3 separate regions of the Homo sapiens genome follow, and all the other regions are linked to region 2. Evidence: chromatin loops called from intact Hi-C (ENCODE). Cell type or tissue: mammary epithelial cell. All regions are shown on one strand.

Region 1 (8,000 bases), 87 kb before region 2:
ATAATATGAATTGAAAGACACTTCAGAAGCAAAATCAATAAGATGCATTCATCTATTTTATGTAAGGAGGGGAGAGAGAACATGCCAAAGAGAAACCAAAGAATACTACATGTTCTAAATAAACTGGAGAAGTTGGTTTCCAGTGCTACTCTATGAGCAAGTGCCCAATACTATAAATCTCAGAGCCCCCATGTATTAGTCTGTTCTCACGCTGCTAATAAAGGCCTACCTGAGACTGGGTAACTTATAACAGAAAGAGGTTTAATTGACTCACAGTTCCACATGGCTGGGGAGGCCTCACAATCATGTCAGAAGGCGAATGAGGAGCAAAGGTTCATCTTGCATGGTGGCAGACAAGAGAGCTAGTGCAGGGGAACTCCCCTTTATGAAACCATTAGCTCTCGTGAGACTTATTCACTACCTGGAGAACAGTATGGGGGAAACTGCCCCTATGATTCAGTTATCTCCACCTGGCCCCCCACTTGACACATGAGGATTGCAGAACTACAATTCAAGATGAGATTTGAATGGGGACACAGCCAAAACATATCACTCCATTCCTGAGACTATTCTTCAGAATGTCTGGGATGGTGCTAGGAATCTTCATTTTAAAAAAATTTCCCCAGGGAATAGTTTCTGTGGTCATTTCTGCCATAGGCCTGGTAGGTAGCAAGCCATGTTGTTAACACTTACCTATTCCATCAAATGACACCTTGTGTCTAGTTTTATAGAGAGGATGTGTGTCACTACTTTAGGAGAGAGAAGAATGATGCCAACATTTATAACTTTTGAGAGTGGCTATGTCATAGATTCCTTTGAAAAAATCAATCTTGAGTATATTCATGTTTCTAAAAACCAATGGAACCAGGAGTTCTGATGACTTTTATTTAATAAGCTGTTTTTCTTTTTTAAAAATAATTTAAACTTTTATTTTAGATTCAGGGGGTTCATGTGCAGGTTTTTTACATGGGTATATTGTGTGATGCTGAAGTTTGGGGTACAAATAATTCTGTCACCCAGGTAGTGAGCGTAGTATACAATAAGTAGTTTTTCAGCCCTTACCTCCCTGCCCCCATCTCCCTCATTTAGTAGTCTCGTGTCTATTGTTCCTATCCTTTTGTCCATATGTACCCAATGTTTAGCTCCCTCATGCAGTATTTGGTCTTCTATTTCTGTGGTTAATTCATTTAATAAGCCATTATTTTGATGCTTTTCGTTCCCTCCACAATCCACAGACATTTTTGGGGTTTATCTACAGGCAAAGTCTTAGTTTACTACAGGGGAAGATGTCCTCAGTGTTTTGGTAAAGAGAACAAATGAATGTAGTTCCCTACTGATTAATTGATACAGTGTACACTTATTTTAATGTAGAATGGTCTTAAAGAAATAGAAACAGTTTTAGACAGCTAATCTGCCATCTGGAATATAAGATATAAGTACATGTTCTCTATTAAATTTTAATCAGGACACAACCTGGAGTCTATAAAAGAAATTGCTGACAGATTTGGCTACACAAAAATTCAAATGTCCCTATGATGAAGTTTCCACATTCCAAGTTAAAAGATAAACAACAGGCTAAGAGAAACATTTACACTAAGCAAAAGAAACAAAGGTGTTCATTATAGGTAAAGAATTTCTTAGAATCATGAAGAAAAAGAAAGATCCAAAGAAAAAATGGGGCAAATACGTAAACAGGCAACTCAGAACAAACAAACAAACAACACAAATGTCCAGTGTAGGTAAGACTTGTTCAACCTCAGTAGTAATTTAAAAAGGCAAGTGAGAAAACAAGTTTTTTTTTTTTTACAAAATATTGACAAAACATTTTTTAATTGATAACAAATAGTGATTGAGAGACTGTGCAAAACAATAGTCTAGTCACAGACAACTTGGTGGAATATAAATCGTTTTTGCTCTTTGTGAGAGAACTTTGGTAGTATCCATAAATTTAAAATGCATATATCCTTTCACTTATGGATTTCAGTACAATCTAGCCTATAAAATTACTAGCATGTATGGTCAAAGATGTATACCTAAGAATGTCAGTTTCAGTATTATTTATAATAACAAAAAGCTGGAAATACCCTCATTATGTATCAATAATGTAATAATAAATCCTGAAACGTTATGCACCCGTCAAAAATGAGATAGATTTATAGGTCTTGATTTTTTAAAAAAGATCTCTTTGGTGTAGTAAGTGAACAAAATCACTTCACAGAATAAAACATATAGTATGAGTGAATTTGTAGGTTTCTAAAATTTATATGATTGCATATATACATCTATGCATATAAAAATATTTACAAGGGCTGGATGGATTTTATAAGGGTTGGATGAATACTATTGTGGGGAAGTATGAATTTACTTCTGGGGAAGGGAATCATTTGGGAAAGTGGGACTTCATAAAAGATTTTCATTGTTTAATGTGTATAGCCCTACATTATGTAAATATTCTACGATAAAAATATTTTCTTATATAATTGGAAAAATAAACAATAGATATTAAAAAACCTCCCTAATATTGGAGAAAACAGTAAAGTTAAAGACTTCTTAAGGGAAAAACAAAGCACACCTGTTCTAACTGTAAGAAAAGCTTCTGAACTTCCTGGCTATGCCTATCTTTGACAAAATGCTAGTGCTGTGTTAAAAGAATACATTAAAATTTAACACTTTATGATTAAATGTAAGATTTAGGGTGTGGAGATTTCAAACTGTGAATTTGCGTAAAATTTAGTTTGCTTGTTGCTGCTGTTTTTTTTTTCTTGTAAAGCTGTAGCTGATAAAAAGTCTTGTGAGAGAGAGAGGAGAGAGTAACTGATGCTTAGACAAAATAAAGTCATTATCATATGACAAGGTCTTTCTCATTCCATTCAGGCCCCTTAATAACTTTATTGCATCTCTAGGTATAAAGATCATATCTCACAAGGGAAGAAACTGCATTATATATGCTGGGCAGCTGCCTACCTACCATTCTCATGCATTTGTTGCGAGAGCAACATCTGTGTTCTTTCTACATGTAGAGGGCTCCGCTGCCATCCTTCCCAAAACTTCTGGAGGTCACCGTTTTTACAACAGGATATCTCTCGCACCAGTGACCTGCATTTTAACACTTTGCCCTGTTATCTATAGAAAGAGAGGTTCTTTCCAAATCCCAGGAGTGCGTTAAACGTTATTTCTGAGGTAAATCAGACTCACACAAAGTTAGCGTTCCCCAAAGGGGGGGGGGGGGTGGTGCCTCAGTATAAAAATGTCCCCCAGTGGATAATTCATCATGTGATATTTCAAGCACTGAGAAAGCAGAAGTAACAACATTTGGAAAGAAAGGGTGGAATTTCCTTCCTTTACATGTGTGAGGAGCGCGCGCCTGTGTGTGGGGGGTGGGGTGGGGGGCTATGGGAAGGAGTGGATCTTGTAGTGGACAGCATTCTTTGAATATAAATATACATGTAAACATATAAATATATAAATATATATGCGCGCATTTTTCTCCTGCATAAAGGAGTCAGGCCGATCTCTTTCTATTTGATCTTAATCCCTCTCCCCCGCCAGCGTGGCCCAGGAGCACCCCTCTCTTTCTAATAAACGGCTGGCAGAGCAAGCCGTTCACGCAGTCCCCTTTGATCACCTTGGAGCTGTCAGCCCTTGCTGCTGTTTTCCTCCCAGCTCTTGTTCCTGCCTAAAAGTGGAAGTAATACCCACTGAAAGAAATACCCCAGGTGTCCTGCAAAGCATTAATCTATTTCTTCTTTTTCTTCTTTTTTCCTGAGGCCCACCCTCCCAGCTTGAACAAATCCCCCTCTTCCTCCCTCCTCCCCTCTCTGCAGAATCCCAGTTCCTTTTGAGACACCCTCCACTGTGCTGGCGTGACCCCCTGGGCCCTCGCTGTCTGAGAAGCTACCACCCGGCCAGACAGGGGAGGCTCCGCCCTGCCCCTGCACCCGCCGCCCTCTCCCCGGCCGCACGGGAGCCCGGATCCCGCAGGCATCTGTGTTCGCAGGTTCTGCCGTTTGCTTTCGGGAAGGCGAGCATTGTTTTCCTCTGGATGCAAGCTTTTGCTGACCCACACCCCCCTTCCCCAATGCCTCCGCTTCCCTTCCCCCTTCGGGGACTTGGGATTGCCCTGCAGACTCCCTGGACTTGAGCGTTTTGGTCTCTGGCTGCAGTGTTTGTGAGAGAGGCTGCGGATGCGACCCAGCTCCGGCTCAGCTGCGCGCGTTTGCAAATGCGGCTGCGTCCAGACAGGGCATGGAACACATTTCCAAGCTCACGTCCCCGTTTCTTGTTTACAGCTGAGATTATAAGCAATCTATGTGCCCTCTTATCATCGTGTCAGGCAATGATATATAGTTTGTAAATATTATTTAAAGGAAATGATTTGCAAAGGCAAACAATTTTAAGCAAAGTATATGGACCATGAGGTTTGTCTTTAATGTACTTACCAGAAGGACAGAGAAGGGGGCTGGGAGACCGGAAAATTATGGGGTGAGGTGTGTGGGTGGGGGAAAAGGTGGCGGGGATGACTCAAAGGATTCTGGTGATTCGATGACAGTGACATAACTAATTAAATGTAATGTTGCTTAAAAGCCTTTGCTCTCTTTCTGAAATTGCTCGAAAGTATGCATTATTAAAGAAAAAAAGATAATGTAGAAGGAGGGGGACTTAGAATGACTGAATACAACTCATTGTGCTGGCTCAAAAATGTCAAACTGCAGTGGAAAGAAATACAGCATTACAGGCTGGTGCGCTGAGGCCCCAGCTAGGGAAGGGGGAACTGTTAAGTGGAAAATTCCTGCAGAGGACTCGTTTCCATTTCCAATGGGAAGAAAGAGAGTGTTGTTGGAAGCTGGCAGATCTTTGGAAAATACAGGGGAGCACAGGGAAAATGACAAAAATGATCTCATTGAACTCTGAGAAATCTAGCAAACAAATAGCTTTAGCCAACCTACCACATTCTTATAGTGCCTGTGCCTGCATACCAAGACTGAGAAAGGATGAAATCTCAGCTCTCCCTCTCTCTGGTCCCCCTTGTCTCCTGAGAGGAAAGGAATGATGCTTGAGACACTGGCAGCAGCAGAGGATCATGACTGTAGAAATGTGTCTATGAGTACATGTGTGCTCCTCAAATAGACTTGTGTGCTTAGGGAGATACTTACTTTGCATCCTGAATACTAAAATGATGGTGCAGCTGTATTTGTTGAACACTAGAGGATTTCAGTTTAAGGAGCATTTTTCTGTCCGAAAGAACCACAAATCCTAACAGGAGTCACCAGGTTTTGCCACCCAGGGGTGGTCTCTGTTAGTGGGTTTTCTTCTAAGGATAGCCTGAATTGCATCACGAGCAGCTAGGTGATGGAGCAGGGCGAGAGCAAGCACATCTCAGAAGCTGTGTGCAGGTGTATTCGTATAACCGCGACCAGGAATTTTAGAATTATCATTACATGTTCCAGTGGAGAAAAACAGAGACTAATAAGAAGCCACGTTTTTTCTTATTCTGTAAAGCTTCTGTCAAGAAGAAAGAAAAATGCCAGGCAGTGAATGCACTGCATGTACACAAATGAAGTTCAAACGATCTTCATTTGCTATGCTGATTTTTTCTCTATCAGATCCACAGCACACTGACAAGCTAAAGAAAACTTGTTTTACATTTATGGCTAGGATATGTGTGTATGTGTGTTGAGTAACACTTTTAAATATATTCCTTTCCATAGTAGTCTGATAATTTAATAACTGGTGAATTATATTGAAAACACTTTATTAAAACTATTTGACATTTCAAGTAAACTTTATTAAAAACTACAGATGACTGAATTTACGTGGTCAATATTCTACCTACTGACAAATCCAAAGCATAGATCAGCATATCTTGTATCAGTCCAATGTCTCCTCCAAAAATTTAATTTTATTTGGATATGTAAATTCAATGCTATGATGGACCTTGGGACTTGTAAATTTTACATAGAAAACAATATTTGGTTCAGACCAATTCTTAAGTTATGTCCAATTGCCAAGGCAATGCCCATAGTAATTGAAGAAATATACTGTGAGTTACTCATTATATATTTAAGATATAAATGTTCTTGTCTGTTCTTACAAACAGCTTACTTACATAGAGTTTTAATGAGATATAAGTCATATCCCATAACATTCACTTACTTTAAGTGTTCAATTCAATGGTTCATATATTATTTACGTTATGCCACCACTACTACAGTTTCATTTTAAGATGTTTTCATCACTCTATAAAGAAAGATTGTGATTATTTATGATCACTATCCATTCCTGCCCCAGCCCTAAGTAATGTTTTTGAGGTCCGTCCATGTTGTTCCTTTTAATTGCCAAATAGTTTTCCATTGTATAGCTATACCATACTTTATTTATCGATTCATCAGTTGACGAACATCAGTTGACGAACAGAAATGTTTCCATTTCTGGGCGTGGTGATTAATGCTGCAATGAACATTCACATATAAGTCATTGTGCAGACATGTTCTCATTTATTTTTGGTAGATACCTAACTAAGTGTGGAATTGCTATATCATATGGTATGCTTACATTTTTCAGAAACTGCCAAATTGTTTTCCAAAGTGGCTGTACAATTTTACATTCTTACCAAAAGCATATGAAAGTTATAATTGCTCCAAACAGTAACACTTGTTATTGTCTGTCTTTTTGATTATAGCCATTCTGGTGAGTGAGAAATAATATCACATTGTGGTATTGATTTGCATTTTGTTATGTTCAATCACGTGCATCTTTACCTGTGTTTATTAATCATTTGTGTATCTTCTAAGGAGAAATATCTAAATATTCAAAACCTTCCACCATTTTTTTAGTTGTGTTATTTGGTTTTTATTGCTCACCTGTTAGAATCCTTTTTATATTCTGGGCACAAATCCTGTACTGGATATATGATTTATGAATGTTTTCTCTCAGTTTGTGGGTTAGTTTGTTATTTTCTTGATGGTGTCTTTCAAAGCAGCAAAGTTTTTATTTTAACTAAGTTTAATTTATCAATTATTTTTCTTTTATCATTTGTGCTTTTGTTGCCATATCTAACTTTCCAATACAGTCTTAAGATATTTTATTTACTCAATATGTATTTTTTAATAACCTACCATGTGCCTATCACTATATTAGAATGGAAAGATAACTGAACTACAATAATACTGGTAATTTATAGCTTGGATTTGAGGACAAAGCCAGTAATACACCTTCATCATCTTAAGGTTTCTGATGATAGAGCGTCTCAGAGTTCCAGAAAGGATTGAGCCACTTTTAAATTTTAGAATCACTTCTCGGCCTTTTGGCTAAGATCAAGTGAATTTTTTGAGATTCCAGGTATATTTTTTAAGGTGCCAAAAGAGTTTTGAAATAGTAGTATATCTGAAATATACCTTAACAATTTTAACATGCATAATGCAATATATCTATGCAGTCTTAAGACAAATTTCATAATTATAAAAATGTAAACTGCTGTGCTACATTGAGTGTGTCTCAGTCACAGGACAAAAGTTTGACATTGATGATGAACATCTTTCAATGTAGTTTCTGAATGTACAGCTTTGTTTGAAAACTACATCAAAGGTCTAAATTTGATGCCATAAACCACTTCTTTACCCCAGGAAAGATATATTGTATCTGAAGATTTTTCTTAATTTTTCTCACTCAAATACTGCCATTTACATGGATGTCCATGTTCTGACATGACTTTGTAGGAACACTGACCTTTCCTCCACATGGAAAGAGGTAGAGAGAAGTTGTGTTAGGTCATTCTCATGTTGCAATAAAGAAATACCTGAGACTGGGTAATTTATAAAGAAAAGAGGTCCTACAGGCTGTACAGGAAGCATGGCATGGGCATTTGCTTGGCTTCTGAGGAAGCCTCGGGGAGCTTTTATTCATAATGGAACGTGAAGCAGGAGCAGATGATTCACATGGCCAGAGTAGGAGCAAGAGAGAGAGAGTGAGAGAGAGAGAGAGAGAGAGAGAGAGAGAGAGAG
Region 2 (8,000 bases):
TAGCATCCCAGTTGGACAATCATATTAAATCATAGAACAGCAATTTTATTATCAAGCAGTTATGTTTGTCTCATAGAAATTTGGCCATATTCTGCATTTTTCTCTTTAAAAATTACTCACTATGTGATATGAGTGATAGACAAGGAGTTTTGTTACCCAGATCCTCTTCAGAAATGGACTGTTGCCTCTACTGCTGCTGCTGACCACATGCCTGGTCTAGCTGTCAGCTCCTTTAGGTGCCTCCTCAGTGAGCGATCTGGCTAAGGTCACGTCCTTTCCATAGTAGCCCACATCCAGTGACTGACCTCTGGCGGGTACTAAAGTGCAGTCATTCTGACTCCTGGGGAACAAGCCTGTTAAGCCATACGCACTCCAAAACTCCCTGCACACTCGGCCAAGGCTTTGTTGGGCTTGCCTCAATGTTTGACTTCTCTCTTTGCCTACTCTTACTGCTGACCCCTCCCTTCCCCAGGTGTTGGTCCCTGATCAATATCCTTCATATCAAACTGTGCTCAATCTCTGCCTTTAAAGATTACAATCTATAACCATATAGAAATCAGAAGGGAAAAATGTTTATAAAGTGGATAAATACATGGTTTATTTTTGATATTGGTTTTCTGTGTCTAATGTTACAGGGATGTGATTATTTTTAAAAGTCTACACATGCTTTCAGATACTTATTTTTTCAAAGCTACACAATGGGGTATAACTTCTATCAGCTTCTCCAGCCCCAAGTACAAATTTGAAAGTGATTATTTCAGACTCTGTTGCTATTGCTGTAACCTGTTCTCCAGTGAATTAGAATAATGGGAGTTGGGTACATCCTCTGTGGCAGTAAAGTTGGCTCTGCTAGTACACAGGGTATTATCTTCTTTGTAATGCTTGCAAGAAGAAGATCAAAAGTAGCTCCGATCTTCATCTTAAACCATAGATTATGAGTCAACCAGGGTTGGCCCAAGATAAATATCTGATGTGTGGTTAGTCATATGGTGAGTCAGTGTTCTAATCAGTGGTAGAGTTAATCAGTCGGGGTTACTCACCATGCCTAACTTTCATGCACTCCTTCCAGAGGGAAAATACATGCATTCTTTTGGCATATTTGGTTTTGCATGTACATCATTATGTTTCTCCTCCCACTACCACAAGAAAAAGATATTAATTGTAGTAAAAAATAAAGTTATAAACTTCTGGCAAGCTAAAACTGAGAACAGGTTATCAAAGGGATGTGTGCCTGTTCACTTTTAGAAGTGTATTAGGTCTTTCATAGCTGAGAAAGGACAGAAATAGGGAGATAAAGTCGTTCACCTCAGATCACAAGCTAAATTGGTGGTAAAGGCTGGACTAGAATCTAGATGTAATGGGTAACTTTCACCCACATTATGTCAGTCCCATTTAGACTTCCTTGGTTGACTAGTATTGATGTAACCAAAAAGACATCTACTCAAAATTCAATATTCTAATGGTAGTTATTGAGAACTTACTATCTGTCTGGTCCTGTTTAAAGAGTAGGACATATAGCAGTGAATCAGGCACTTTTTTTTTTTTTTTATCAAGAACTTTCTGGCAAAGATATATATTTTGTTCCTGCGAGAGGCCATTTGTTGCATATCAACAGCCAGATAAGCCTTAAACAAACAGGTAATAAAAAGGACAGTCTTGGCTACTCTTTTTGTGATTTAATCTAGAACAACATTTCTCTCTTGGTATTTACTTCATCAGGCTGATGTAAGGACTTGCTACTGCATTCATTGTCAGCAATGGTCACAGCAGGCCTGAATACTTTTTTGTTGTTGTTAACTGTATTTAAAGGTGTTGTACCATTCACTTGCAAAGAAACTGTTTTTATCAAATGAGATTTTGCTTTGGAAGAATGGCAATGCAATTCAGCCATGTTTTTTTCTAAATTAATGTAACATTTGCATAATAATATTTTAAAGTAATTGCTTGGGCCACTTTCTTTTTTTATTTTTTGCAGAAGAACTAGCAGATCGCTGTTAGAAAAACATTTGTTAAATTTCCAAATCATAATGTATTTTAGTGGTGAGAGGAGCTCAGTAAAGGAAATTAAAGGCATCGTGGACTCCACAGAGCATGGAACACAATGAGCTCTCAAAAAGTCATTTGTTGGCAGATATTGTTATTCTCATTTTACAGCATTCTGTGTATCTCCTTTATATCACTTATTACAATTAGAATTAATCCTATTCAATTACTTCCGGAGAAGCACCATGGTTAAGTGGCTAAGAGGATGAACTCAGAAGCCAGTTTAGCAGGGCTCATTCCTGCATTTCTGCTCCCATCACCTACTAGCAATATATAGCTTTGGATATGTTACTAAACTTCTATGTGTCAATTCCTTGAATGTAAATAAGTATAATGTATTACCTATAGCGTTATTATAAGATTTAAATTAGGTAATATTTGTGAAGTACTTGGAACAGTGCTCAGTGTATATAATAAGTATTATGCAACTATTTATAAAATGAATAAAAAATTAAAATTTTCCTTTCTTACTAGTCATACTGATAGAAAGTAGAACATATCAGTCTTAGTTACTGATTCTCATCTTCTCATCTTCTGTAGTTATGTTTCCAAGTTAGTTGTTCAATAAATTATTATTGAATGAATGAATGCATTAAAGTTTTAAGGCCCATAAATGGTGAAAAGATCCATCAAGATCATTTGTCATGATTCTATAGATTCTTCAATAGAATAGTAGGGCTAGTGCTACTACTGATTCTGTGTACCTTCCTTGTTGTTAGACAAATATTATTTCATTTGACATTAAAACAGCCTTAAAATGTAAATATCAAATCTCCACCTCACAGGTAAGGCAGCTGAAGTTTGAAGAAGTTAAATAACTTATCAAAAGTTTGGACAGAACCTACAATCAAAACCACGTCCTTTTGATGCCGAAGTTCATTTTCTTCCATGCTACACAGTCTTACATCAAGACAGCGTGTTGGCTGATATCAGACAGAGAAGACTAAAATCCACAAGGGGAAATTTATGGAGGTATGAGAAAAATATTACAGAATGTATTGTATATGGATTTGTCTTTCAAAAGATGTGTCTCCTAGTTTTCCTTCCAAGCAAATGTCAAGCCCAATGATATTAGCAATATTCCACATTACTTACTAACATTTTTTTACTAATGTCAATTTATTACAAAGGTAAAGCCAAAGTATGAGGTCATTGCAGTTCAGTTCATAAAATACAATTAAGCAAGCTATTCGTAGGTTTGAAGTACAGGATTAACAAAAAAATGCATATGAAATATTTTACCAATGATAAATTAACAAGAAGGCCAGTTTAATTTGATATAGCTCAAGTGCAATAAAACAAAGTCAAAAATCGTTACATCCTTAGTCATAAACCATAGTATGTAAACTATAATGCATAAGCCATATATGCTCAGATCAGATGAATTTGGAAAGTGAGGGAAAATAAGCAGCCTAGACAACTGTTGAAAACCATGCAAAGCTACCAATGGAATTCTATGATCAAGCTAGGAATTCGCTGGGCCTGGAGAAGTTAAGTAGCAATGCTGCAGGAGGGATGGAATAGACTGGCACAAGCACATCTTATCTGTTCTTCCTGAATTGAGCTTTGTATACTATCAGATTCCACTATACTAGAATGTCTTATATTTGGACTATGTAGAGTACATTGAGCTGAGGGCAATAACAAGTATGAAACACAGCAGGATTTTGAAAAAGATTAATATGTCAGCTTAAGGTAGCAACCTGATCCACTTATTACCTCCATTAAATAGCTATAATTGATTATTCATCATTTCAAAACTTATCTCCAAAAAATAATAGCATGCTTACCCTATCACACCTGGACTTTGAGTGCATTCTACTCTATTTAAAAACATTGTTTTGAATTCTTTTTATGTCACAATCACTTCACAAAATCTAAAAGAAGTCAGAGATACTACCAGGGGCAAAACACACTTGCCCCCTGCTTCTCATTTGTCCTATTTAGACTGGATCCATATTTTTGTCTTGTTTAGTAGTAAAAATAAAAGTAAAAGGGGGTGCTTAGAAATCATAGATTGTATTCCAAAACAAACAAGCAAAAACAAACAAACATAAAGCCAGACCCTAACTCTCAATTTCATCAAAAAGTAGCAGAACTCTCTTTCATGGCAAGAACAGTGCAAGCTTGTCCTTTGGAAATTCTTCTGAATCAACAAAAGTACGTGTGACTGAATCGTGTGGCCAAGATGGAATGCTGTGGCAATACAAATTACAGAGAAGATGCACGGCTTTTCATCTGCTGCCCTCACCCGCAGATGTCTGTGGGATGAAAGTAGTAGTCACTGCCAGCCACCCCAGTCCTGCTGTTCTGACACCCTGTAATCGTTTGCTGTATTCATTACCTCCCTCATCATCCACTAAGCCTCCTCTTAGGGGTACTTTATGGTACACATTTCACTTTAAAAAATTAAGTCACATCACGATTAATTTTGCCTCGAGGATTTCACAACATCCTTTGAGCTCACAGTAACCCTGAGGATATTGTGCAATTGGAGTTGGGACTCTCTTGCCTAAGTTATAACTTTGTGAAAGAAAGTGGGTGAAAGTGGGGGAGTTGTTCTTGCTTAAGACAATTGAGTGGATATTAAGCAAATACACAGGGGTAGGTTTAAAAGTGACTGGCAAATCTGGTAAAACTTTATACATCTCGAGTTATCATTTTTAATGTTCTCACCTTCTTACAGTATTTTTACAGGCAGTATGCTTTTGCTTGTCCTAAGTAAAATAGCACGCTTTTTTTCTGTTTTTCTCTGGGGCATGTCTTCTGTATGCTAATCTGACTCATCATTGTTAATTTAAAATATTATAAATAAGCAAATACATGACTCAATAAATGTGATGAGTAAGGAGAAACTGGTGTTTGCCTAGCCAGCTCAGACCTACATTTTAATTAAAAAGCATGTCTCATACACCATCAATATGTTTTCAAGTGACCTGTCATGACCAGTTCTAATCACAAGCATGCCATTCACTCTTTCATAATAAATTGGCAGATTATGCTAATAAAAGAAAGGGAAGCTATCAATTTTACGGGTGCCAGACAAGCTATGCCATTGATTTTATAATTTATGACATGCACTTGCAAAATAAAGGTGGCTAAGGAAAGAGTTTCATAAACAGGATAAAATGCTACAGGAGAATAATCAATTAGATTAGTCGACAAATAAGTGGATAAAAACGTTATGAAAATGTTATGCTTTCCTAATGGTCAAACATTCAGGGATTCAGTGTCATATTATATCTGTAAAATCCCACAACAAAAAGGTCTGTGTTAATGGCAGCTATATGTCAATTTTTAAGATTGGCTAATTGGTATTTTTAAAAGTATTTGGCTGGAAAATCACAAAGATTCAGTTGATTGGGACTCAAAAATTCTTTGTTCAAGAGAAAAAGAAGTCATAATACAGGTTGCTATTGATTACACCAATAAAATGTTAAAAATTACTATATGGCACAGTGTTTTGTGACTTTACGGCCTTTGTCTATGGAAAAACCATTTAGGTTAGTTCACATTTTTATAGAAAATGAGAGTTTGCAATGGAAATAGGAACTTGGGAGCTCACAGAAAAATCAGGGGTAGACTTGGGATCAGATAAGACATTCTACCTAAATAAGCATGGTTAAATACACATTATGTCTTACATTTCAAGCCAAAACTAGTTGTTTGCTTTTGATTAAAAGATTAGATTTTGTTCTGAAGTCCAGTTTCAATATTTTAGTTTTGTCATTAAATTGTTTCTAAATTGAAAAACTTTTGATAAAACTAGAAAAAATAAGTATACTTATGCTATGTTATTTATTAATATGAACAAAAATCAATTTGTCTAAGCTTTGCTCATCTAAAAATATATATGTATAGCAGACAAAGCAATGCAAATTAAACATTTTAAATCTTATACTTGCATTCAACAATCTTTATCTTGTGTAGCGTTAACGCACATACACATACATATGTATATGCACACACACACATATTCCTAATACCTAAACACAAGTCAATGTTCATCCAAAGAGTAACAGATCATCGATTACTTCTAGAAATTTCCTGATACCTTTATTATACTGATGTTTATCATATTGGATAAATGCTTGTCTTATGGAACTCACAGCACTTTGCATCCAATCATCATGTATTTGGCCACCGTTTCAACAGGGTGAAAATTTAAATGTATTATTGATTACAAATGGTCTTATTTAGGTAATTTCAAGAATATTAAATGTTATGTTGCCCCAAATTGTTATATCTCAGTTAATGGTGAAGTGATATGACTTTGAATGCTATGTAATGGCTCCATAATATTTTTTTTGTAAATATAATCTCTAGATCAATTATTAAAATCAGCTAATAATTGGTTGTTTTCAGGTAAAATTGATAGTTTTTAAAACATTCAAAATAAGTCCATTTGAAAGTCATTCAATTTTGTTAAGAAATCTTTTGCTGAATATTTGTGAAATATGGATATTAAATAACTTTTGCAACCATAGTATCCACTCATGTTGCAGGTTATTCTTTCTTGTTGTGGTTTTAATCTCCCCACAAAACTAAAAAAAAAAAAAAAAAAAAAAAAAATTAGCTACAGATTTGAAGTGATATTTATTTTGCATATGCAAACTATGGGACTCAGCTGATGGATAAGGATGTGTATGCAGTGTTGTTCTATCCATCATCAAATTCACTTCTCAACTTTTTTTAATAAGCAAAATAATAGTTTTAAATAAAATACAAGTTGATGATACACTGTCTGGAACAATTACCAACTAGATTTGTGTCCCCAGTAGTAGCCCCTCATTGGTTCCACTGGTTTCCTGTAATTATTCTGGATCAAAGGACTTTTCATGAAAGAATCATTATTAAGTGTTTTACAAAAGCATTTTTCCTGTTTAGGGTTAGTTCCTCAAAATTCATCTTGGCCGCACAACTCTAACGCTGTCTTGTGTTTGAACACTTTAAACAACCCCCTCCAGATTCGTCTAGAGCCTGAAATTAGGTTTATTTTTCTCTCTTTTTTTTCGACCTTTAAAAAAATAAGTAATATTACTAACTGGTCTGAAATATGATCCTTTAAAAACTATGTGGCATTAACAGAATTCTGCAGTGCAAAAGTACAAAGAAGACTAAAAGAATAAGGGCAAAGGAGAGCAATCATTTGCTTCAGCCTTGCATTATGTTGAACTTTGGTGGAATGGATCCAAGATGGAATTAAATCCAAATGTTTCCTGGTTTCTTCCATCTTAATAGCCTCATATTTCCTTCCATTTCATCTCATCCACAGTGTTCACATTTAAAATTGTCATCTTTGAAAACATTGAACATATTTATGGCTTGTCTGCTTCCTGATATATATTCTGATCTATCATATTGTTATAATTGCTAGACAACAAAAGAGATTTCAGATTTATATATAATATGGAAATTTAAATTAGGGAGGAAATGTGACTACATCATGCCAACTTCAAAATAAATCCTCCCTCTTACTCTAAAAGATATGACAATATTTGTAAAGCTATTTTCCTGACCTTTATAATATGTTTAGCCATTAAATTGCAGAAACCTATGAAGTAGTCCAAGTTCATGGTATAAAAACAATGAAAACGCAGGATAAAAACACAAAAATAGAGCAGAAAAAATATGGCTATAATGATAAAAAATTAACATGTAATTCCTGTTTCCAGCTTAATTTATACTACCTTATTTAAATCTTCCACAATATGATGAGATTATTATTCAGTGCCTACAGGGTTGAGATGTTAAAAGCCTTGTCCCATGTCACACTGCTACTAGGTAATAGAATCAGAATTAAATTTAAACAATTGGATTCCCCTAGACACATTTTTTTCTCTCTTCTTTGAGTAATCTCTGCACATCTTACACTCAGGGCTGTTGCAAAATAAGAAACTGAAGACAGGAAGTAGAAGGGAAAGAAGAAGAGGAGGAAGTTGGTGTGATTTAACATT
Region 3 (8,000 bases), 67 kb after region 2:
TTAAGGAATAACCATATGGATTATTTCATGCTCAAATGTACCCCATTTCTATAGCACTTGGGAAATATATGAGTGTAAATGAATATTTAACAACTCATCGTTGGGAATTTCTGAATATCCTCAAATTGTAGAGATTCCAGCCATGGGGCTACAGACCCAAGCTATGAATACGTGTGTTTAGAAAAGAGAGCCTTTCTGCCCTAGTCCCAGCCATTGTTTCTGGTGGATGCAGCAACATCCTCCTACCCCCTCTCCCTGATTCTGTCTTTTGCCACCTTTAGCACATTCCAGTGGTGCTCAAGCAGAATGACTTTGCCCCCCATTTGGCAATGTCTGGAGACAGTTTTTGTTGTCATAACTAGGGGGTAGGGGGTGACATTATAGCTTTATTAGGGAGAAGCCAGGGGTGCTGGTAAACATCCTACAATGCAGAGGAATCTCTGTTACAACAAGGAATCATCCAGTCCAAAATGTCAGTTGTGCAGAGAAACCCTGGTGTATTCCCACACTGCAGCAGGAACAATCCTTTTAACATTTACAGCAGATAATGTTACTCCTCTGGTCAGAACCTCTCAGTTGTTTTTAGTGTCCACTGGAGTATAAGTCAGAGTTCCTCACAGCTTATAAAGGTCAAGATGACCTGTTCCTGCTCTCCCTGACTTCACCTCCTGCTGCTTTCTTTTTGCTCACTCCACTCCAGCCAGGAGTTTCTCCTTGTTCCTCCAACCACTTCTCCAATCCATTCATGCTTCTGCTCAAATGTCATTTCCTTAGACAGGATTTCCCTGGCAAATTTATATATATAAAAGCAAATACTCCATAACTTTTCCCAACCCTACACCACAGGGAAACACAATTAGATGAATTATTATCCATAGTGGTTAACCCTGTAAAATTCCCACCCTCCCTTCCTTCCTTTTTTCCTTCTTTCCTCCCTCCCTCTCTCCCTTCCTCACTCCCTCCTCCCTCCCTTCCTTCCTTCTTTCCTCCCTCCCTTCCTTCCTTCCTTCTTTCCTCCCTCCCTCCCTTCCTTCCTTCCTTCCATTCTTCCTTCCCTGCAAATAATATAATTAAATCCAATAACCCAACACCCAACATGAAGCTAGAACACTCACAGAAACCCATGTGAGTATCCCAAGAATTTCTTTGCCACTCCTCATTCAAGACAACTACTACCCCAAATCTTGTATTAACAATGTTCCTGACTTCATTTGATATATGTTCACACATCTATTTGTATTTCTTTAAAAGTATTAGTTTGGGTTGCGTGTGTTTGGCTTTATGAAAAATGTAATGTTTTAAATATATAATAACTTATTTTGTATTCCTATTATATTGCTATGATCCATCTGCAATGTTGCATGTAGTTAAAGTCATTCATTTTCATTGCTACGTAATAGTCTCTCTTTGAATATGCCACACTTTTCTTCTCCAGCCCCCACTATATAGGACTGTGTTTGTTTCTAGGTGTTTGCCATAATGAACTTTGGAACAGGTTAGGGTTTCTCTCCATATAACTTATCATCACCTGATATTTTATGTATGCACTGGCTTATTTGTTGATTGCCTGGCTCCTCTCAGTAGAATGCAAAGGCCCTGGGAACAGAGCCTCTGTTTTCCCCCTGATGTATCAACAAAGCCTAACATAGTGCCTGCTATATAATAGGAAGTCCATTTATATCTACTCTCTCCACCTTTACCCTTTGTCCCGTTGCCTGGCTTATTATAATAGCCTTCTAAACTGTCTCCCTGCTTCTTCCCTTGCCGCCCTTAAATCAACTCTCAACATAACAGCCAGGATTATTTTGTTAAAAGTTATACAAGATTCTGTCATTTTTCTGTTCAAAAATCCCTAGCAGCCTCCCCCATCTCAAAGTAAAAGCCAAAGTCCTTATAATAAACTATGGCTTTGTAAGATCTGGCTTCCTTCACTTCTCTAAACTTATCTCCTACTATCTGTACTCCGGGCACACTGACCTCCTTGGTACTCTTGAACACTCTACATTCACGATCCCTAGGACCTTTGCTCTTGCTGTACTCTTTGCTTGGACAGTTTTTCCCTCAAATATCTACAAAGCTTTTATCTTACTTCCTTCCCTTGTGTGCTCAAAAGTCACATATTGAGGTCTTCTCTTTTACTCCATGTAAAATTGAAACTCTGTCATCATATTCTGTCCCTTTACAGTGCTTTTTATCCTTAGAGCTCATTGCTATTTAACTTTTTTTTACTTATATATTTTATTTGTTTATCTCCTCTTACTGAACTACTACCTTTATAAAGCTACGATTTTGTATTCACTACTGAATCCTTGGTCCCTGGAATATGCCTGGCACATACGAGTTGTTCAATTAATACTGAATGAATAAATGAATAACGGGGAAAGTGAACATGATAAGTAGTTGTTATTTATGCAACCACTTATTTGGGCATTCATTAGATCATAGTTATATTTTTGATGGTCTCGTGGATATCAGAATGACTTAAAACTTTAAAAATAAAATATTCCCAAAGCTACTGATGCAACCATCTGAAAAAATAGAAGATGATGTAAGACATGCACATGACTAGAGTCAGACCACTAACTCTGAAGATCCTAATTCCTGAAGCTAGTTTTAAAATATTAAACATAATTTTTGCTTTGCATAAAGCAAGGCACAAGAATTCCTAGAGGGCAAAATCAGATCTAGACTTGGTGTTGCATTTATGGAGGAGCGAAGCACAGACCCCCTTTGCTGGAGTTTGTCACACGAGGAGCTTCTCAAGACTCCAGGGGAACAATAGTGCCTCTTTGCTGCTGGTGTGGTCTTGTGGTTCTTGAGGAAAGCAATGGTTTTGCTAAAGTTATTACAAATATTTAAAAATTATTCAGTTCTAAGTTTCAATGTGTGTTTTTAAAAATTACTTCACTCTAGCTTAATAACATTTCCAAAGAAATCTCTAAGAAAAAACAAGACTTCTGGAGGGAGCTAGATAAGAAGGGCTGAGGAGAAGATAGGTGATTTCCGGCTGCCATGTCATTATTAACCACGAATAGAAGAAAAGAAATGCACAAGGAATAAAATTAATGTCTTTAAAAGATATGGATACATGTTAACATCAAAGAATTTTGAGCTCAGGATATGTATTTTACAATTTTAGCTAAATCTTGAATTATATGAATCTTTAAAATGTCAAGATGTGGCAAATAGGCTTCGCAATCATGGTTTGTCATCTCGTCAATGCTCTTGACTTTTGAGTTTTCATGTAGAGAAGACATTCCTTTTGCTATCATCCTTCTGATAAAATTAGCTATGTGTGTTGTGTAGCAGTATTTCCATCCACACACAAGGGTGTGACTTGGCATTCTTTGTTACAACTGCTACTCAACCACTTATTTAAAATAAAAGTCTAAAACTGAAATCCTCTAATGAGTTGGAAAAGTTTTGCTTTAAAAATTATCCTTTTAGAGTGATTTCCAGTGCCATTTAGGGGATATAAGGAAGGAAATTCCAAGGTGTCTGTATTTTATCTGCAAATAAAACGATCATGTGACCACATGCCTGTTTGATCTGTGCCTGGTAGCTTAGCATGGCTACAGCAAAAGACGCACTTGCTATAATCATTTCAACCCCCACCCAACCCAAATCATCAACATTTCTCATCAAAGGAGAACATTTACATGCTCTGAAACATTGAATGAAAATAAGTGAAAACCTCTTCAGATATTTGTTTTAAAAATTCTCTGAGAGTACATAGAGTTTGGATCATGAAAGCAGAACTCAATTCATACTTCTGATCCTTCCCGGTTTCACATTTTTAAAAAATGTTATTTCACCACCTCCATGATCAGAAGGCGATGAGCTTGCTTTGTTTCCCAACTGACCTATTCATATCAAGTTAGTTACACTCACTTAAGTCTCCCCACCACCTTTGGCCAATCCCACAGAGCCCTCCTATGGAGCTGGAAACTCATATAGAGACTTTTGTTTTTTATAGAGAATTCAATAGCTCAATGCCACAAGACACCCTTTCTTATTAAAACGAGAAAGAAATGCATGGAAGTTGTTAAAAACAAATCATTTTCCATTAGTAAAAGTTACATGATTGGAAAGAGAAGAGCACATTGCTGTAATTACCAGTACATTAAGCAGGGGATGAACAGCTGCGTGAACTTGGAGTCAGTAGAATAACAGCCACCGAGCCAGCTTCCCCATATGGTCCAAGCAAGGAGGTGGGGCTTCTAGCTGCCTGGGGGTTGGGGAGAGGTGAGGAGGGGGCAAACGAATCCCATTCAAGTAGGAAATGTAAGCCAAGAAATGTCTGGCTTCCCAATCCAAACCCAGATTTCTCTGTGCTGCACTGGAAAAATCCCCCTGGCCTCCATAACAAAAACCTCTAAAATCAATGTTGTCTTTTCCTAAAGAGAGCAAAATGTGAGCGTTTTCAGACTTTTGGCTACATTGCTACTAATAGAAAAGACGACCTCAGAAGGACTTAGTCACTTCCTCAGCTTTTTGGGGTGTGGCTATGACTTGGAATTATTGGTATCACTTAGTAAACACTGTTTGATCTAGCATTTGCCTTCTCTCCCAATTAAAAATAGAGTCTGGCCAACAATGACAGGTCCCCACCACCAGGTATTGGCCTCAGTCTGTTTCAGTGAAAAGCATTACAGCCTTCTAATTGGCATTCTCTTCAGAATTTGGCAAATTTGGTCAAAGCAGACCAGCACTATAGTAACCTTTCATTATCAATGCAAATCCTAACAGAAAAGCATTCCATTCTTCTTACATTGTACGTCATAAATGAAACACAATAAATTTTATTGTGAAACCTCCTAGGAAGACATTCCTGAATAGACAAAGCAGAAAATGCTTGCATTATACTAAACAGAGCTAAAATTTGATAGTTGCTGGAAGGGTTGGCTATAAGGAATCTAGCTGTTTACAGGGGAAATACCAAATAGGCTACATCATTTGCAAGGAGATGTTTTTGTAAGTACCATGTCCAAAACCATTTGGGTTTCAACTATATGAAGGTTATTATTGCAGAGAATGGTGACCAGCTGTTCTTCATTGCCTCCGAAAACAGAATGAGAGAAAAAATGGCATTAAAGTGGAATTGGAAGAATTGAAGCTTCCTAAAAATTTGAGTTTGTTAACAGGAGAAGGATCCACACTAGGGAGTTATAAAATGAATGCCTTTCATTTTCTGTTGCTTTTAGAAATAAAAAGTGGCACTTTTAAGACAATTCAGGTAAAATTTTGTCCATCAATAAAATACTGAATTTGATAATCTTACAAATTTCTATTAAAAATAATTTCAAAAATATTTAAGAAATATGACTATTGGAAATTAGGCTATGTCTGGAGAATAATTCATCCAGTCATGCTATGGTGTCAGGGAATATTGTAAAATGAGAGAGTATTATTAAAAGAATCCTGTCGGAAATGTGTGCATTTCATGCCATAGATTTATGCAGGCATATTCTAGGAAGAAGGATAATGACTTCCCTGTAAATTAATATTGTCTTCAGAAATATCTAAATTTACAAATAAAAGATAAACAGCCTGGGCACGGTGGCTCACGCCTGTAATCCCAACACTTTGGGAGGCGGAGGAGGGCGGATCACCTGAGGTCAGGATCACCTGAGCTCAAGACCAGCCTGGCCAACATGGTGAAACCCTGTCTCTGCTAAAAATACAAAAATTAGCTGGGTGTGGTGATGCATGCCTGTATTCCCAGCTACTTGGGAGTCTGAGGTAGGACAATCACTTGAACCCAGGAGGCAGAGGTTGCAGTGAGCCGGGATTGTGCCACTGCACTCCAGCCTAGGTGACAGAGAGAGAATTCATCTCAAAAAAAGAAAAAAGAAAAAAAAAAAAAAGAAAAACAATAGTATTCTACTCAATAGAATAGACACACTGCTATCTCTTAGAAAATTATTAGATTGATGAATACATAGATGTAAAAACATCATTTGGTGGGTATCAGGATTTCCACTGATAGTTGATTTGTGGACTCTCAAGAAATTTATACCTGTATTCAAACACATACTGTGATATTAACTTGCAGGACTTTCTTAATAAACCAACTGTGGGAAGGACACACATTCCTAGACTTTCATTCACAGGGCAAATCCATCATTGCCAGACTTCTGCTTTCCATAGAACACTCACTTTTCTGTTTTCTATTCAACTTGAATGAAAATTTCTACTAGATCTCATTCCAAATCCTCCCATGGGACAGAGCTACCTTTCAGCAATCAGTGCTTTACCAAGGGCCGCACTCAAATTTGAACATCTCAGTAGACATGGAATCAGAAGCGAGGGATTACTGAATTTCACTCTGAAAGCTTTTCTTCTCAGATACTGTAATAAAAAAGCACCACCTTCATCTCAGATGATTTGCAGCTTTTCTGACAGCTAACGTTTATCTCTGTGACTCTTGCATTCTAGGGAAAAAATACAATTTGTAGATAACTTTAAATATTTACCTTTTTTTTTCCAAGCAGGAAGCAAAGGGTAAAACAACCACACACACACACACACACACACACACACACACTCACACGCACACAAAGTTTCACTACATAGATACATCTTGATTTAAAATTCCTGGGCACTTAGGCTGCATGTCATGGCCCTCTGCGTGAGTTAAGTGGAGTCAGAGATTTCTGCCAAGTTATAGAGCTGGTTACTTACTTCAGGAAATATTCAGTTATTTCATTTGAAGTATGAAATTGCAGGAGCATCCAAAAGTTTACCAGGGTCTAAAACTACAAGTGAGCTTGTTATTTGTCTCTACTCTTTATCCTTCTATGGAGTAGTTCCAAGGGATCCTTTGAACCAGCTGCCCAGTTTTCATCCCTGTAAATAAATTTTTCTTCACACAGTACAGGGTCAACTTCTGAAGAAGAGACCGTTTATCATGGTAGTTAAAAGCACAGACTCAACCCAGACTGAATGGGCTCTAATTTCAGTTTTGCCTCTTAACAGCTGTGTGCCCTTTGGGTAAGATACTTAACCTCTCTGAGCCTCAGTTTCTTCCCCTGTAAAACTGGGATTTAATAGCATCTTTCTTAATTGGTTGTTTTGAGGATTTTAAAAAGTACTCAGAATCTTACCAGACTGTTTGCCCACAGCTCAGTAAATATGCACAGAGGTTGAGAACAGAAGGAATGAAACAGATCAGCCCAGAAAGACCACATGATCAAAAATCACCACTTTCCATACAGTAAGACAAATACAATACTCTTTAATATTTATCTTGGTGCAGCAGTGTATTAAGCCTGATTTTATTTTGAAGCAGAGGTAAAACTTATTTTACTTGCAGATATAAAACATTGCATAAAACTGTTCATGATGACCAGTTGCTGGGAAGTGGGGAGGATGTCATACTAGTAATTGTCCACACTGTCTACTTATCTTGTGCCTCTTCTGAACACAGTAGTAATAAATAGATGGGAAAGAAAAAATTACATGAAAGGTCTGATGAGTCCATTGTAACCAATTTGTACTATGTCCAAGAGAATGAGTCCCTAAAGTTTGGACCCTTCTTTATCCTTCATTCGTTGACCCCTTCCCAGAGTTTAGAGGCTGTCTTTATCCTCCCAAACCTTTCAAGACCAATTATCAGTATGATTTTCTTCACTTCTCACATATTTATTCAATCATTCATTTAACCAAAATTAGTTGAGCACCTACAGAGTCTTGGACTCTGCAAGACAGAGCAGGGGAGGAAGTTTGGGAGGGAAAGGTGTGAAGAAAGCCTTAGATGCACAAAGGTGAGTAAGATACAGTTCTCACCTTCAAGGAACTCATGGCCTATGTATAAAACAAACACTCCAAAGCCAACAAAGATTAGAAGAAAGATCACACGACGCATTATAAAATGGGGTGTGGGCAAGAAACCAAGTAGGAAGGAAGTAGCCAGCTCTGCTTAGAAAAGGTGGGAAGTTATCTCAAATAAGAAGGTGCTTGATTTTTAGGGCTACAAGAAAAGTTGTGATTCACTGGGT

Evidence for each region. A loop is a pair of places that touch in the nucleus more often than their neighbours do. Peaks named below come from ENCODE experiments on the same cell type or tissue, not always from the same donor. Only the 100,000 strongest peaks of a DNase experiment are listed, where the experiment ranks them.
Region 1: it touches region 2 in a loop (3-fold over the local background); 8 of 110 quality-filtered maps call a loop at or near these places.
Region 3: a loop joins it to region 2, with 5 times the contacts of the local background. A loop is called at or near these places in 4 of 110 quality-filtered maps.

The regions. Positions count from the first base shown.
Region 1 is chr2:226,027,278-226,035,277 of GRCh38, forward strand. No RefSeq gene overlaps it. Among named protein-coding and RNA genes, the nearest start is that of MIR5702, 630 kb to the right of the region's middle. In mammary epithelial cell, no CTCF peak of the experiment used is centred here; no DNase peak of the experiment used is centred here; H3K4me3 peaks cover 1,015 bases; H3K27ac peaks cover 1,790 bases.
Region 2 is chr2:226,114,311-226,122,310 of GRCh38, forward strand. No RefSeq gene overlaps it. Among named protein-coding and RNA genes, the nearest start is that of MIR5702, 540 kb to the right of the region's middle. RefSeq lists enhancers at 823-1,117, 1,502-2,328. In mammary epithelial cell, no CTCF peak of the experiment used is centred here; DNase peaks (open chromatin) are centred at 991, 4,411 and 4,881; H3K27ac peaks cover 5,548 bases.
Region 3 is chr2:226,181,204-226,189,203 of GRCh38, forward strand. No RefSeq gene overlaps it. Among named protein-coding and RNA genes, the nearest start is that of MIR5702, 470 kb to the right of the region's middle. In mammary epithelial cell, no CTCF peak of the experiment used is centred here; DNase peaks (open chromatin) are centred at 4,678 and 4,788; H3K27ac peaks cover 2,453 bases.